Regions from separate parts of the Homo sapiens genome. Here region 1 is linked to region 2. Evidence: read pairs that join two places in POLR2A ChIA-PET (ENCODE). Cell type or tissue: OCI-LY7. All regions are shown on one strand. Links, peaks and the distances in the headings refer to the core of each region. The heading gives the core; the rest is flanking DNA. Region 1 holds the start of LOC124902230 (a long non-coding RNA gene). Region 2 has its middle 6.4 kb from the start of MSANTD3.

Region 1 (8,748 bases), core at 1,408-6,407, 1.2 Mb after region 2:
TTCTGCTTTTGATAGAAAAAAGACCTCCACGCTCTTCCCTTCTGTCTTTTCTCCTCTCTCCCCTCTTTCTTTTCCCCTCTTCTCTCTGTCCCTCTCTCTCTCCCTCCCTTCCTTCTTCCCAGTCTCCCTTCCCCTTCTCTCTCCTTCTCCCCTTCTCCTCACTCTATTTCCTTTCTCTCTGTCCCTCTCTCTCCTCCCACCCTTCCTTATCAGTCTATTTCCTTTCTCTGTCTTTCTCTCTTTCTCTTTTTCTTTCTCTATCGCTCTTCTTCCCCCTCCTCTCTCTATCTCCCTCTCTCCTTTTCTCTTTGGTTCTCAGTCTTACTCTCTATCAGAAAACACTTTTCTTCAACTGAGCAGGCAGCTTTGGGAGACATGACAACACTCATAATAATGACAAACAATCATTTCTGTCATTTAATAGCATTTTATAGTTCACAACATGATTTCTCATATCTGTCTTCTGATTCTCACAACAATCCTTGGGTATAGTAACAGGAAAATAAAAAGCAACTGTAACCACTTCTGCCTTATAAGGAGGGTGGTAAATTTCACAACAGTGGGAAAGTAAATTTCTTTACTGCCCCTTCCACTTTCAGAGACTGTTAGTGAAGACAGCAGATGAAGGACAGAGACATTTCTTCTGCTCCAGTTCCCCACCCTTCAGCAATGGCATGGCCTCTTAGTTTTAATTAAAAAATGCATCCCTGGCTATGCAAAGATACATCCAGAGCTGAATTGAGGGTTGCGGCAAACACTGCTGTTGGCCTATCCAAAATATATTCTTTAGGGCCCTGACTTTTTGGTGAGCAGAAATGTGTCCCCACTAAAAAATTAGATTTCTTATCCTCCCTTCTAGATAAGAGCGGTCATGTGACTACCTTCAGGCTAATGGAATGAAGAAACTATTGTGTAGGATTGGAAATGCTCCCTAAAAAAGTGGCTGACTCTGTTGGCAGGTCTCTTGTTGACCTTCCTTCTTCCTCTACCCGAAATATGGATGTAATAACTGGTGCTGCGGCAGCCACTCTGCAGGTATGAGGTGGCCTTGATTGAGGACAGTGAGCTTGTGCTAAGTACACCAAAACAGAAACACAAGAGGAGATAAGGACATTAATGAGATGGTAGCATTACCACATCAGCCCTGGAATGCTTCTGTGGTTTGGATGTGTCCCCTCACCTCAAATTCAGGCGTTGCCAATGTAATATATTTAGTGTGGCTTTTTAGAGGTGGTCAGGTTATGAGGGCTTCTTCTTTGTTAGTGGAATTAAGGTCATTTTTAAAAAGCCTTCACACAGCAGGATTTGGCTAGCTTGCTCTTCACCTCTTCTGCCATATGAGCATGCAGCATCCTGCCCTTATAGTGGATGCAGTCTTACCAGACAATGAAACCGAACCTCCTAGTGCCTTGATATTGGACTTCAACACCTCCAGAACTATGAGGAATACACTTCCATTGTTTATACATTACCAGTCTGTGGTATTCTATCATAGCAGCCCAAAATGGACAAGCCAAATGCCTACTTCAAGACTTCTTTTACCTGAGAGAAAAACCTTAGACCTCATTTAAGGCATATTATACAGGTCTCTGTTGGGCCAAAATATAGTTTCTAAATGATAGAGAATTGATGAGCTTAGTGATTCTGTGTTTTGAAGTGAAGAATGGGGAATTTCTGGGATGAACCCTGCAGAAAGGTTCTCTAAAAAGAAGAAGCAACAAGCAACACAGTGATGCAAACTTCTCTTTCCTCAAGTCTTCTATAATGGCAGCTACATGTGTGTAGATGCCTTGTGTGCTTATGAGGGGAAATCAAGGAAAAGGGGTTGCATTTCCTCAACAATGTGGTGTGAGACCAGAACAGCACATGTGAGAAAGCAAATTGATCCATCCATGAAATTAATTCAAAATAAACAGGATCTCACAGGTAGAGAGGACAAGGAAACATTAACATCTATACCCCCCCTCCGACCCTCCTTCCTACCCAGAAAGTCTAGAGAAGCTTGTCTCACTACACTGGGGTGGCTTTTGAACCAATGCCATTTGCATCCCACAGGACAGGTGCTGAAGTTAGCATTGGGATAAGAGGAAGTCAGCTCATTTTATAATGAGGACCAGAAAGGTGAAGGGACAGCTGGATTGAAAGTCAGCTCTTCCAGCTTCTGCACAGCAAAAGAAACTATCATCAGAGTGAACAGGCAACCTACAGAATGGGAGAAAATTTTTGCAATCTACTCATCTGACAAAGGGCTAATATCCAGAATCTACAAAGAACACAAACAAATTTACAAGAAAAAAACCCGTCAAAAAGTGGGCGAAGGATATGAACAGACACTTCTCAAAAGAAGATATTTATGCAGCCAACGGACACATGAAAAAATGCTCATCATCACTGGCCATCGGAGAAATGCAAATCAAAACCACAATGAGATACCATCTCACACCAGTTAGAATGGCGATCATTAAAAAGTCAGGAAACAACAGGTGCTGGAGAGGATGTGGAGAAATAGGAACACTTTTACACTGTTGGTGGGACTGTAAACTAGTTCAACCATTGTGGAAGACAGTGTGGCAATTCCTCAAGGATCTAGAACTAGAAATACCATTTGGCCCGGCCATCCCATTACTGGGTATATACCCAAAGGATTATAAATCATGCTGCTATAAAGACACATGCACACGTATGTTTACTGCAGCACTATTCACAATAGCAAAGACTTGGAACCAATCCAAATGTCCATCAATGATAGACTGGATTAAGAAAATGTGGCACATATACACCATGGAATACTATGCAGCCATAAAAAAGGATGAGTTCATGTCCTTTGTAGGGACTTGGATGAAGCTGGAAACCATCATTCTCAGCAAACTATCACAAGGACAAAAAACCAAACACCGCATGTTCTCACTCATAAGTGGGAATTGAACAATGAGAACACTTGGACACAGAAAGGGGAACATCACACACCGGGGCCTGTCATGGGGTGAAGGGAGGGGGGAGAGATAGCATTAGGAGATATACCTAAGGTAAATGACGAGTTAATGGGTGCAGCACACCAACATGGCACATGTATACATATGTAACAAACCTGCACATTGTGCACATGTACCCTAGAACTTAAAATATAATAAAAAAATAAATAAATAAAAATAAAAAAAAAGAAAGTCAGCTCTTCCGATGTCAAGGTTTGTCTGTTTTTTATAATGCCTTAGTTACACCTGGACTCAAGAGGAAGAGGGAGAGAGGAAAGAGAACAGCCACCTAAGCAACCAGATAGGCCATGTGGGTCCTGGCGGCCAGTGACAACAGCTATCACTGCCAATTCCCTTGTCACAAGCATGTTTACGTGTACACGTTGCCTCCCTCTCATGGAGGTGTGTATATGAAAGCCAGGTACGTATAGGTATTTTAAGGGCTTCTTATTATGGTAGCAAGAGCATGAAGTGTAAAAATCTAGGCTTGAATCCCAGTTCTGCCTTTATTACGTGTATGACCTTGGGCAAATTCCTTCCCCTCTCTGGGCCTCAATTTTGTCATTACTGTCAGGAAGGAATTGGTCAAATTAAGTTCTAAGGTCCAATCCTGCTCTAACCTTCCAGAAGCTTATATAAAATATATCATTAAAGTAAGATAAAATCTTTTAAGTACTGAGGCCTGGCGTAGTGGCTCACGCCTATAATCCTAGCTATTCAGGAAGCTGAGACATAAGAATTGCTTGAACCGGGGAGGCGGAGATTGCAGTGAACCGAGATCGCACCACTGTGCTCCAGTCTGGTCAACAGAGGGAGACTCTGTCTCAAAAAAAAAAAACAAAAAAAAACTACTGAGCACTGAGAATAAACTCAGCTTTTTATAAATAGATGTGGCATAACAATGAGAAGCCATTATTTCACAAATTGCAGTTCTTAGGGGAACAGTACAGATCTATAACTAGATAAGCCACGAATGCACAGTTGCTTATTCCTATACTATCCTTAAATCACTCCATTACTATTTTGATAAATATTACAGCACATTTCTAGGTCTTCACACCTAGGTACCTCGGTACCTGCTTTAAACCTTGAAAATTTCCTTTAAATAAAAATTAAATAGACATAATAAGAATTTAAAATATGTTCTGGTACTGGCTCAATAGCACAAGAGCATGTGACATGAAGCTATTATAGTAACATCAGCAGGGCCATGGGAGGATTTTATTAGACATATCAGATACTTTATTAAACACCCAGAGCCTTCTCATCATAAATGCAGCCAAGCAGCCCGAGTGATGGGGACGAAGCACCTCATGAGCTCTAATCTCTTTATTCTGGTATTTAATAACTATGAATAAGCAGGGATGGATGGTATCGTTTACAAGTCGTCGTGAACCCAGGAAAAGGGTGATTTCAAAGGTTCCTTTGGGGTCGTTGAGGCCTTGTCTATAAAATGTGCCTGGATCATCTGGGTTTCTCTTCATCCGCAGTACCTCGTCTTCCTCTTCATCCGCAGTACCTCGTCTTCAGCTGCACTAGACTCCCAAGAACTAGGTAAAGGGAGACTCTGGAGTCTGGAACCCTCACCTGCAAGTACGTCACTGAGTTAGCCACAAAAGCCTTCTCCAATTGTTCGATCTTGTTCCCTAGCAGCCTACATTATTGTACCTGAATAGGGAATAGGGAAAGGCTTCCTGTTCCCTGCAACTGGAAAGCAGTTTAAATACATCACACATGTACACAGAGCTCTTCCTTGACATTTACAGAATGGCCCAAAGAAGGCAGGGATTCCCCAAGAGCTGTGAGCTGCCCCATCACAAAAGGTCTGCTAGCAAAGTCAAAGGCTGAATAGAGGATTTCATAATCAAATTGGGAGTGGGGAGGGAAGGTTGGCCTACAGGACTTCGGTTTCCTTTTCAGTCCTAAAAGTTGAAGATTCTATGACTGATGTAGGACCAAATGCTACTCAATGTTGATAATATTTGTTATTTAAGGCTTATGTGCCAGGAAACTGTGCTGAATACTTTACTTCAATTCTTTCATTTAACCCTCACATGAAATAAAAGTCAGCCCCGCATCCCTTCTATACGGTTCTATATCTGATTATCCACAGACCAGGGAACTGAGGTTCAGAGGCAGCTGAGCCACGAGATCACATGGCTCATTAAGTGCCAGGCAGGGTCTAAGGCCCGCCCCAGAGCCTGTGCTTTCTACCTTTCAGGGTTGCTTCACCCACACAGGGGCAGAGTTACACAACTGGATTGTAAAGGGAGCTTGCCAGAGCTCCAGCCTGAAATCATTCCTCTACCTCTGGCCACTGTTTGTCAAGGATCTGCACAGGAAAACAGGAGATCCAGGGGTGACAGAGGTGGGAAAATCAAGAGTTTGTGGGCTGCAGGGAGAAGACTCAAAGGTCAAAGCCTTTTAGCTACTGTACAGTGAACGTGAGAAAGATGCTCAGGAGTAGGTTTATCCCCAAGAGGGACATTCCAGGGAAGGGAAATTCTAACCAAAAGTATTCCTTTTTCCTTTGAGTCACAGGCTTAGTTCCTCTGGGGGACCTTGGCCAGGCAGGATGTTTGAGGCTAGAGCCAGCCCTTGTTCCCCCTCTTCACTGTGCAAATCCCTCCTGGCAGAAAGCCACCCTATCTCAAGCCTGGGCTGCTGTTTTTAGAGCCCTCCCTACAATCCGTTCATGGCCTGAGCCCACCTGAGGAGCCAGAGGTTCTCTGGCTATTCACAGATGCTGAGATTAGAGTCAGTAGAAGGTGGAAGACAAATTTAAGAGGTCTGGCTTTCTCTCTCTCTCAAAAGGCAGCCCCCGGCAGTGTTTGTTCTCAGAGCAGCCCTGGGAAGAAGGATGGTCACTTTCCTTTCTCCCAAAGATAACTGAAGAGAAGTAAGAAAGTACCTGTGCTTGAAAGCAAAATGACAACAATTAATCTCTAAGCACAAGGCCTAGCCATTAAATTCTTTGGAGAAACAACTTTAGGAGTTTAACGACAATCAAGAGCATAAAATTGAATTAAGAGAAATAGTAATTAAATCAGGAAAGAAGTTTTTGCAACGGGGATGGTAAAGGAAATTAAAACCAGTAATGTTGAAAAATGTGGTGGGCAGAGCGGGGGGAGGGGGGGCTTGGTGGAGAAGAGCAAAGAGCCAAGCACAAAGCAAACTAGGTTGGGAGATGCAGAATGTATGGCACTCAGAAAAGGAATTTGGAAATTGTTCTCCTTGAAAGACCAGGTGTCTGGCACTTCCAATTTGTGTCTAAATATGCCCAAATCCTAATGGGGACAAGCTTTCTTTCATGAAAATAGAAGCATCCACTTGGATAAAGTATTTTTTTTAAAAGCTGTAGACTTAAGTAGGGTGACCAACAGTCCTGATTTGTCCAGGACTATCTCTGTTTTAGTACTCAAAGTCCCATGTCCCAGGAAACCCCTCAGCCTGGAGAAAACCCCTCAATCCAGGGCAAACCAGAATGGTCACCCTAACTGGGAGGCAGACAGCCCTGGCTCCCCTCTCTGCTATACAGTCAGTAGCTATAGAACTTTGTGTGAGTCACTCCACCTCTGTGGGCAACAGTATTCTCACCTGTAAAAGAGGTTGTCATGAATTCCTCAAAAGAGTACAGAAGTTGCTATATGTCAAGATATCTAGAACAATGTGAATGTTGGAAAAGCTTTCAGTAAAAGTTTGATAAAGGGGAATTGAAGTTAAGAATATTGATAAAGAAAATAAAATATTAGCAAACACAATCCAGTAGCACATTAAAAATAATACATCACGACTTTTTTGGAGGTCCCCACGACCACCACATATTCAATGATTTTCTAGAATGACTCAGGTTTCAATATATAATCGTCCTCACAGTTAAGGATCATTACAGGGAAATGACATGTATTAGTCTGTTTTCATGCTGCTGATAACGACACACCTGAGACTGGGAAGAAAAAGAAGTTTAATGAACTTACAGTTCTGAATGGCTGGGGAGGCCTCACAATCATGGCGGAAGGCAAGGAGGAATAAGTCACGTCTTACATGGATGGCAGCAGGCAAAGAGAGCTTGTTCAGGGAAACTCCTGTTTTTAAAACCATCAGATTTCATGAGACTCATTCACTATCATGAGAACAGTGCAGGAAAGACCTGCCCCCATAATTCAATCACCTCCCACTGGGTTCCTCCCATGACACACAGGAATTGTGGGAGTTACAATTCAAGATAAAATTTGGGTGGGGACACAGCCAAACCATATCAGGACACAACAGAATCACCAGAGGAAAAAGACATGGGTGGAATGGAGAAATCCATGCACAGTCTTCCTATATTCTCTCCCTTCTGTAAGGAACACTGCAAGCAAGTTCCTTTCTCTAGCAACAATCAATGCAATAATGTTTCTGCCAGGAAGCCTGTTAGAGACTCAGCACCCAAGGTTTTTTTGTTGGTGGCTGGCCACATGGGCCTCTTCTGCCTGGCAACTACCAAAATTCCAGACTCTCAGAGGAATTACCTTCCTCAGAAGGAAAGCTGGTGTACTGGATAAACCACATTGTCAATCAGCCCAATCAGCCTTATCAGTTAGGGAATGATTCAAATGCCAAGTTTTCAGACACCAGCCAAGGTCCAACCTTGCAAACAGAACATTCTAGAAATAGCAGGGTCTGGCTGGCTATGATAACTCTTTTCAGCACAATGACCAAGTGGAGTTCATTTCAGGAATGAAAGAATACACATAAGTGATCACTAGAATCTGGCTCCCTAAGCTGCTATGTGTAACAGCAAATCCCAGCTGGCTGTGCCTTCACTGGTCCAAGTTCTATACATGGTGATGTGAATGCCATCAGCTCTGCTAAGCAAACTGGTCACTACCAGATTCCCTGCTAAAAATTTACCATCAGCCAAGGTCTTCTTGGCTTCTCAAATCAGAACACTGGATTTTTCTCAGTTCACCTGGAGATGAACAACTAAAGATGACTAGATCCAGACCAATCTAAACAGAAACAACGCTTGCCTCATGCATAAAGAGGCCGACTTTTTATTTACAATGGAGGATATATCCTTCTAGTGAGCCAAAATGCTTGTGTTTCAAATGTGGGGTACCACCTTTCTCAAGAGTAAGATATCTGGAAAGCATAATCAGTCATCAGAAAATTGCTTTAAGCCAGGCATGGTGGTTCACACCTCTAATCCCAGAACTTTGGGAGGCCAAGGCAGGGGGATCACTTGAGGCCAGGAATTTGAGATCCTACCTCTACAAAAAACAAAAAAAAGTTAGCCAGGCATGGTGTTCATGCCTGTAGCCCCACCTACTCAGGAGGCTGAGGCAGGAGGATTGCTTGAGCTCAGGCAGCATGTCTTCTGATATAGCTTGGATATCTATATAGTATCCCTGCCCAAATCTCATACTGAAATGCAATCCCCAATGTTGGAGGTGGAACCTGGTGAGAGGTGATTAGAGTATGGGGGTGGTTTCTCACAATGCTATAAAGAAATACCTGAGACTGGCTAATTTGTAAAAAAAAAAAAAAAAAAACAAACAAACAAAAAAACAGTTTAATTCACTCACAGTTCCACGGCTGTACAGGAAGCATGGCCGGAGAGGCCTCAGGAAACTTAGAATCATGGCAGAAGGCAAAGGGGAAGCAGGTACTTCTTACATGGCCCGAGCAGAAGGAAGAGAGAGGCAGGGAGGTGCCATACACTTTTAAACAACCAGATCTCACAATAATTTACTACCACAAGAACACCAAAGGGGAAATCTGCCCCCAGGAT
Region 2 (8,748 bases), core at 1,654-6,653:
ATTCAGATTGGAAATTTGATTGATAAAGTGATACAGTGTGGAAAAAGCACTAGATAAACGTGAACTAAGTTAAGCTCCTGAATCTCAGTTTTCTCATTTCATTTTTTTTTTTTTTTTTGAGACGGAGTCTCGCTTTGTCACCCAGGCTGGAGTGCAGTGGTGGCGCAATCTCGGCTCACTGCAAGCTCCACCTCCCGGGTTCACGCCATTCTCCTGCCTCAGCCTCCCGAGTAGCTGGGACTACAGGCGCCTGCCACCACGCCTGGCTAATTTTTTTTGTATTTTTAGTAGAGACGGGGTTTCACCATGTTAGCCAGTATGGTCTCGATCTCCTGACCTCGTGATCCGCCCGCCTCTGCCTCCCAAAGTGCTGGGATTACAGGCATGAGCCACCATGCCCGGCCAGTTTTCTCATTTCTAAGATGGGAATATGATGCCTACCTGGCTGGGTAGATAAAAGCTTCTAGTCTTAACTTCAGCAAATGATCAGTGTTATTTTATTGATTTAAATAATGAAGATTGTGGCTCATGCCTGTAATCCCAGCACTTTGGGAGGCTGGAGCATGTGGATCGCTTGAGCCCAGGAGTTCAAGACCAGCCTGGGCAACGTGGCAAAACCCCATCTCTACCAAAAATACAAAAATTAGCCAGTCTCATAACCTGGTCTCAAAATAAATAAACAGATAAAATTTTAAAAATAAAAAAATTAATGCTGTAATAAATAAATAAATAATGGTGATTGACATGAGCCACATGTAGGTGTACTGCTAAGGAGACATGGGAAACTCAAATTTAGTCATGTGTCTCTCCTCAAACAAAGAGAGCAGACTATCTTAAAAACTAATGGGGCAGGGTAACTACTCAGGCCTGCAATATGGTGGCTGCCTTCCCAGCTCTCTCCTTGATCCCTGACTTAGTTCTGCATGCTACCTTGGACAACTGACTTCTTTTTCTTTTTTTTTTTTTTTTTTTTACTTTGGATCACTTACATCAAATTAAATAGGTTTCTTGAAAACACAGAGAAAACACTCAATAAATGTGAGCTATTTTATCAATAATAAAGCTATTACAGTTTCTTTGTAGAAAGTGTTAACAGAAGGGCAGCGTCTACACAGAGTCTAGGAAAAGAAAACCATAAAGAACTCATCCATGTGACTTGTCCCTTTTTCAAATGCTGGAGGGTCCCTTCAGGAGATCCATTCCTGTGATGGAGATGAGTGATGCATTGCGCTCCACAGGTTGCTGAGAATAGCTATACATATTGTATCTTTTTTGCTAGGATCCAGGCTCACCAAGCAGTCTTGATATAGTAGTTGATTTCAACGACATCTTTTTTTTTTTTCCTTTTTTATTCCTTTTAGAGACAGGGTCTTGCTCTGTCACCCAGGCCAGAGTGCAGGTTATGATCATAGCTCACTGCAGCCTCAAATTCCTGGGCTCAAGCGATCCTCCCACCTCAGCCTCCCTAGTAGCTGACACTACAGGAGCATACCACCATGCCCAACTCATTTTTTAAATTTTTATTTTTGTAGAAAGGGGGTTTTTCTTTGTTGTCCAGGCTGGTCTTGAACTTCTAAGCTTCAAGCAATCCTCCTACCTCAGGCTTTCAAAGTGCTGAAATTACAGGCATGAGCCACTGCACCCAGCCTGGTTTCAACAAAATTTTCTTTTCTTTTCTTTCTTTTTTTTTTTTTCTCGAGACGGATCTTGCTCTGTCGCCCAGGCTGGAGTGCAGTGGCATGATCTCAGCTCACTGCAACCTCCGCCTCCTGGTTTCAAGCGATTCTCCTGCCTCAGCCTCCAGAGTAGCTGGGATTATAGGCGCACGCCACCACACCCAGCTAATTTTTTGTATTTTTAGTACAGACGGGGTTTCACCATGTTGGCCAGGCTGGTCTCAAACTCCTGACCTCATGATCCACCCGCCTCGGCTTCCCAAAGTGCTGGGATTACAGCCGTGAGCCAATGCATCTGGCAGGACAAAATTTTCTTAAATGAGGGAAAATGCCCTGAACATCCAACTCTCAACACTCTAGAATTCTGCGATGAAAGTACAGCTGTCTTTGAAAATTAATCAATTGGTGTTTAGCTTATCCATCTGTCTGTTATGATTTTAACTGGCAAATCCAGTCTCCCCAAAGTCTAATTATATATGGATATTAGAGGCTCTTTTCATCTCAGGCTCTTTTGGTGGCAAGGAACAGAGACTCATCCAAACTTGCTACAGGAGAAGGCTGTTTATTGAATCTTAGGTGTTGAAAGATAGGAACCCAAATTGAGAAGGACTTCAAGGAACTTAAAAGCCACTGGGGGCCTCGTGCAGTGGCTCATGCCTGTAATCCTCACATTTTGGGAGGCGGAGGCAGGTGGATCTCTTGAGCCCAGGAGTTTGAGACCAGACTGGGCAACGTAACAAAATCCCGTCTTTACAAAAAATACAAAAATTAGCCAGGTGTGGTGGGAGGCTGAGGTGGGAGAATCATCTGAGCTCAGGGAGGTGGTGACTGCATTGAGCTGTGATTGTGCCACAGTACTTTAGCCTGGGCCACAGAAAGAGGCCCTTTTTCAAAAAGAAAAAGAAAAAAAAAGCCACTGGGAACCGATTTTCCTCTGTCTCTCATTTGAAATTAGTGTGTCTTTCTATGTCTCTGCCTCTCCAACTTTCTTTTTCTCTCAGTATTTTTTTTTTTTTAGACGGAGTCTGGCTCTTTTGCCCAGGCTGGAGTGCAGTGGCGCGGTCTTGGCTCACTGCAACCGCCGCCTCCTGGGTTCCAGCCATTCTCCTGCCTTAGCCTCCCAAGTAGCTGGGACTATAGGCAAGTGCCACCATACCCAGATAATTTTTGTATTTTTAGTAGAGACGGGATTTCTCCACGTTGATCAGGCTGGTCTCAAACTCCTGACCTCAGGTGATCCACCTGCCTTGGCCTCCCAAAGTGCTGGGATTACAGGCGTGAGCCACCACGCCCAGCTGTCTCTCAGTCTTTCTGTATGGTTACACCACTCTCCCTCTGTTTACTGATGCTGTGCTTGGTCATCATAGACACCACAGCCCAAGGTCAACAAGGAAACCTCCTCCTTGTCTCTTGGTTCATATTTACCCAGACAAAACCTATGGGCTCAATCCATTGTTTCAAGCCAGGACACAAGACGGCAATCTATGAATTGACTAGTTTCGGATTAGAAGTCCACTTCCGATCCAATCAGCTGTTATGAGATGGAGGGGCAGTATCACCCGGGACAAAAATAGCCACCTGGCACAAGCAAGGGCTGTAAGTGAGGGTATTCACCAGAAGTTGGCATGGGTAGGTAGCTACACTGAAATCATTCTATTAATATGACCATATTTTCTGAGCCAAAAATTAGGATAAATAGTATAAAATGTATTTGGGATCCACTCTCTGATGGTAGAGGCAGTCTGGATGATGCAGTTCAGGTGCTAAAATATTGCAACTTCTCAAGTATTTTGATAGCTAATGAGAATAATGAAACAAGATCTTTGAAATTGAGACTTTCCTGGAAAATTTGTCACTATAAAATAGTAGGTGACCTGCCAGGTGCAGTGGCTTATGCCTGTAATCCCAGCACTTTGGGAGGCCAAGGTGGGTGGATCATTTGAGGTCAGGAGTTCAAGACCAGAGTGGCAAACATGGTGAAGCCTTGTCTCTACTAAAAATACAAAAATTAGCCGGGCATGGTACTGCGTGTCTGTAGTCCCACATACTCAGGAGGCTGAGGCAGGAGAATTGCTTGAACCCAGGAGGCAGAGGTTGCAGTGAGTCAAGATCACGTCACTGCACTCCAGCTGGGCTACAGAGCAAGACTGTGTCTCAAAAAAAAAAAAAAAAAAGTAAGTGATCTTATAAAGCAGAGTACCTACATCACAGAATTGTTGAGAGGATTAAATGAATTTTATATGTAAATCAATTTGATGGTTTCTATATAAATATTAACTATTATCATCACATATTGAAGAACTGGATAATCTTTTTTGTTTTTTTGTTTTTCTTTTTTTTTGAGACGGAGTCTTGCTCTGTCGCCCAGGCTGGAGTGCAGTGGTGCCATCTCGGCTCACTGCAAGCTCCTCCTCCCGGGTTCACGCCATTCTCCTGCCTCAGCCTCCCAAGTAGCTGGGACTACAGGCACCCGCCACCACGCCCGGCTAATTTTTTGTATTTTTAGTAGAGCTGGGGTTTCACCGTGTTAGCCAGGATGGTCTCGATCTTCTGACCTTGTGATCCACCTGCCTCGGCCTCCCAAAGTGCTGGGATTACAGGTGTGAGCCACTGCGCCCGGTGAACTGGATAATCTTTGATCTGTGCTGACTCCACCAAGGTACAGTTATCCTGTTAGGTAATCTCTGACTGCCAGTCTGCCTCTTTGCAGATTTCTCGTAAATGCAACATCAAACAACAGCCAAGCAGAAGGATAGCTTTTAGGAAGCTTCAAGAAATAGCAGTGATGCCCTTTATGATCTTACCAATGCACACATAAAGTTGATTTTCTATCTCAACATCCCCTTCCATAAAATGGAAACTGTTCTTCAGATTGCCAGATATATTCAAATATCTTTTATAATAAATGGGTATTGAGAGAAATAGAAATACCTCAACCTGCAGAATCCAGCTGTCCAGGGAGCAAATGAGGGGAGGAGCTTGGAGCGCTGAATAAGAGGCTACAGGTAGAACTGTTGAGAAGCCCAAAAGCCAGAGTTGAAAAGCAACCTAGAAAAGTGGCGGGTCAGGAAGTCGTGGGGGACAGAGTCAGAAAGAAATCCAGGCTGCATGAAAATTCCAGGACTCGTGCATTTCAAATGTCTACACCCCATCTTTTCCTGAGGCCCACTTTGTTGATTTTAAAATGGCTAGACTTGCAAGGTACTGGCCACTGGACTTGCTGGTGCCACAACAATTTGATGTTGAGGTAGTTTTGGTGAACATATTACAAGCCCATAATACATGGATTTTGAAATTTTTGTTTGTTTTTCTTTTTTCTTTCTTTCTTTCTTTTTTTTTTTTTTTTTTTTTTTTTTGAGATAGAGTCTTGCTCTGTCACCAGGCTAGAGTGCAGTGGTGTGATCTTGGCTCACTGCAACCTCCACCTCCCGCGTTCAAGAGATTCTCCTGCCTCAGCCTCCCAAGTAGCTGGGATTACAGGCACGTGCCACCATGCCCAGCAAATTTTTGTATTTGTAGTAGAGATGGGGTTTCACCATCTTAGCCAGGCTGGTCTCAAACTCCTAACCTTGTGATCCACCTGCCTCAGCCTCCCAAAGTGCTGGGATTACAGACGTGAGCCACTGCGCTCGGCCTCTGAAGCTTTTACTACTTGTTTTTGGAGTACTTGATTACTCTAAATAATTGATACCTAGGTGTATAGTTACTTATTGCTATACGGCAAATTACTCTAATATTTAGAGGCTTAAATCAACCATCATTTATTATCTCACAGTCTCTGAAGATCAGGAAGTAGCTTAACCAAACAGTTCTGCCTTGAGGTCTCTCCTAAGGTAGTCAGCAATATGTCACCTGGGGGAAGAGTCATTTGAAGTCTTGCCTGGGGTTGGAGAATAGACTTCCAAGGTGGCTCATACACACACACAGTTGTCAAGTTAGTGCTGGTTTTTGGTAAGAGGGCTCAGTTGCTCTCCATCTATGTCTGTTGCTGAATTAGAAACTTGAGTGAAAAGATGAGGGTAGTAGCGACTAATGTTGAAACAGCTGTTAGGGATTGAAAGCAAACTCTTTGTTTTTCAGATGTCAATCCTCTTTATGAGCTTCCCCATACACTGGTTGAATAACCTCACAAAAGGGTGACTGTCTTTCCCCATAGCAAAGTATTCATAGACATATTTTAAAACCTCCACACCAGACGCAGCAGCTTTGTACTACGTCAGGTTAGCTAAGCTAACTTGGTACTGTTTCCCAGAATTCTGTTCCTTGTATAGTTCTGGCTTAGCCATGGACCTAAGAGACATTCTGGGTTAGATTTGGAAGGTGGAGATTTGGAAGCTGGAGACATGTCTTTTACACTCTGAAGGTCTTCCTGGGCAATAGGCGGTGGGACATCATGTCATGATCACTGGCTAACCTTATGCCATGGGGCAGCACTGGGTCCTGCAGCTCCTTTAGCTTCCCTGAGTTCTGACCCACAATGAAAGCATGAGCATCAAGGTTAGAGTTGGTGAGAGACAGAGGCAGGGTCTAGTGTTCGTTGTGGGCCACAGTTTGTCCTCACAGGTTTTAGTTTGTCCTTGACCTTGTCCATATTCAGTTTCCTTCCCGTCTGTCAAACTGGCTGACCTACAGCGACTTCAGGCTCAGCATTAGACTCAGAGGCAACAGCAGCCTGCACAGACTGCCACCACTGCTGCTGCAAACCTATGTTACTTTCTATAAAGCTGCTTGAAATTGTTCTTTATTACTAGAGCCGGTCTGCCACTAAGAGGCTGTGAAACCTTGAGGAAGAGGATTGATGTCTGAAAAACAAAGAGTTTGGTTTTGATCCCTAACAGCTGTTTCAACATCAGTTGCTACCACCCTCATCTTTTCACTCAAATTTCTAATTCAGCCATTGTACTTCTCAGTGTCTTTTCTAGAAAAAGACTTGCCTGTGATTACCAACAGCCATGTTCATGGCAGCTTTGATTATGGACAATAAAGGAAGGCAGGAGGTAGGGAGAGAGAAAAGAGGGAGGGAGGGAGAGAGAGAAAGAAAGCAAGAAAGAGAGAGAGAGAAACATTGAAAAGAACTTAAAAGTTCATCAATAGGGAAATGCATCAATAAACTATGGTATTTCATAGGACTGATAAAGCATTGTATTGATGTGCATTTTTGTTTGATGATTTTTGGTTTGGTTTGGTTTTGGCAAGCCATTTTGACTCCACAGTTTTAAAACTGGTAAACATTTTAGACCTGGGCACATTCCCACACAAGGAAATTTTGGACTTTTATTTATTTATTTATTAGAGACAGGGTATCACTCTGTCACCCAGGCTGGAGTACAATGGCACATAGCATGATCATAGCTCACTGAAGCCTCAAACTCTTAGGCTTAAGCCTCTCGAGTAGCTGGGACTGCAGAAGAGTACTGCTGAGCTCAGCTAATTAAAAAAATTTTTTTTTTAGAGATGGGGTCTTGCTATGTTGCCCAGGCTCATATCAAACTCTTGGCCTCAAGCAATCCTCCTACCTTGGCCTCCCAATCTTCCTGCCTCGGCCTCTCAAAGTGCTGGTATTACTGGCATAAGCCGCCATGCCCAACAAACGAAGGACATTATAATTTAACCTATTGTTCTTAACTCTACCACAAAATGAGTAGTTAGTATGTATAGGCAAAGCTAAAAAAGCAAGACACCAATGGAAGATGACAAGATGATGTTACTCTTCTGTAGCATCTGAAAGGATTTGCTTACAGTGTTTTCATAAGTTAAGAATTAAATATAAACTGTCAGTATTGTGTCCAATTTATAATAAATATTTCTGTAGAAAGAATTAATATAAAATAAAATTGACAATGGCTAAAACTGCACATGGTAAACGTGCAATTTGATAAGTTGATTCTAAAATTTATCTCCAAGAGAAAATGTTCAAGAATAGTGAAGACATTTTGCAAAAGATTCAAGATGGCACTCATTCTATCAGATAGTATCCTACAAACTTATAGAAATTAAATTTGCCTGTCTCTAAACAGGATTAGACAATTAAACTCAAAGAATAAAATAGAACCCTGAAAAGACTCTTGGACATGTAGAAATATCATACATTTAGACCATAGAGGAAAAGATTGATTAGTCCACAAATGGAGTTGAGATAATTAATTACCTGTTTACAGAGAAATAACATTCCTACTCCGCATCACATAAAAAGAAAGATTCCAGATGCATTTTAAAGCTACATGTAAAAAACATTAGCTAGGTATTAAAATAAAATAGAGCACTTCTTTGTGTTATCAGAAAAGGAAATACAAAAAGCAGATCCTTGAATAATGTGTCTTTCAACATCGTTTTCTTCTAATTTTGATGAGAAAAAAATTGGTTTTCTATGTTGTTTTGCTTAAAGTTGCAGTTTACAAGAGCCTATTGACAATGTTAAGTGAGGACTTACTGTACTTTCTTATGTAAAATACTACAAGCAAAGTCATACAGAACAAGATTCATAAATATAACTATGTAAAAAATCATTTCTATACACATAGTGCCCAGATATTGATTTCTAATAGCATTCTCCAATAAAAGGGACCAGGATTCTTTGAAAAAATGGCTGATTCGAGAACTAGGGTAGGAAATATACAAGATAAGCATTGTGCATTTTTTAAAGTTAGAAAGTAAGGAAGAGCTGGCCGGACACGGTGGCTCACCCCTGTAATCCCAGCACTTTGGGAGGCCAAGGCGGGCGGATCACCTAAGGTCAGGAGTTTGAGACCAGCCTGGCCAACATGGTGAAACCCCATCTCTACTAAAAATACAAAAATTAGCCGGGCGTGGTGGCAGGCGCCTGTAATCCCAGCTACTTGGGAGGCTGAGGCAGGAGAATTGCTTGAACCCGGGAGGCAGAGGTTGCAGTGAGCTGAGATCACACCACTGCACTCCAGCCTGGGGGACAAGAGCGAGACTTCGTCTCAAAAAAACAAACAAGAAAAGAAAGTAAGGAAGAGCTAAAATATGTACACAATTTTGGAGATGTGTTGAAGGGACACAGGAATTAATTGAAGGTGATCCCAATGGCCAAAACTAGAACAATTTGAGC

What was found. Peaks named below come from ENCODE experiments on the same cell type or tissue, not always from the same donor. Only the 100,000 strongest peaks of a DNase experiment are listed, where the experiment ranks them.
Region 1: POLR2A ChIA-PET joins it to region 2 with 5 read pairs; 2 of 35 experiments call an interaction of 5 or more read pairs at or near these places.

The regions. Positions count from the first base shown.
Region 1 is chr9:99,236,311-99,245,058 of GRCh38, reverse strand. It overlaps LOC124902230 (a long non-coding RNA gene), which reads right to left and starts at 7,093. Exons shown (of 2, transcript XR_007061690.1): 1 at 6,950-7,093; 2 at 4,287-4,559. In OCI-LY7, for the core only: CTCF peaks have their summits at 3,587 and 3,789; a DNase peak (open chromatin) is centred at 3,728; H3K27ac peaks cover 1,673 bases.
Region 2 is chr9:100,416,358-100,425,105 of GRCh38, reverse strand. No RefSeq gene overlaps it. Among named protein-coding and RNA genes, the nearest start is that of MSANTD3, 6.4 kb to the left of the region's middle. In OCI-LY7, for the core only: no CTCF peak of the experiment used is centred there; no DNase peak of the experiment used is centred there.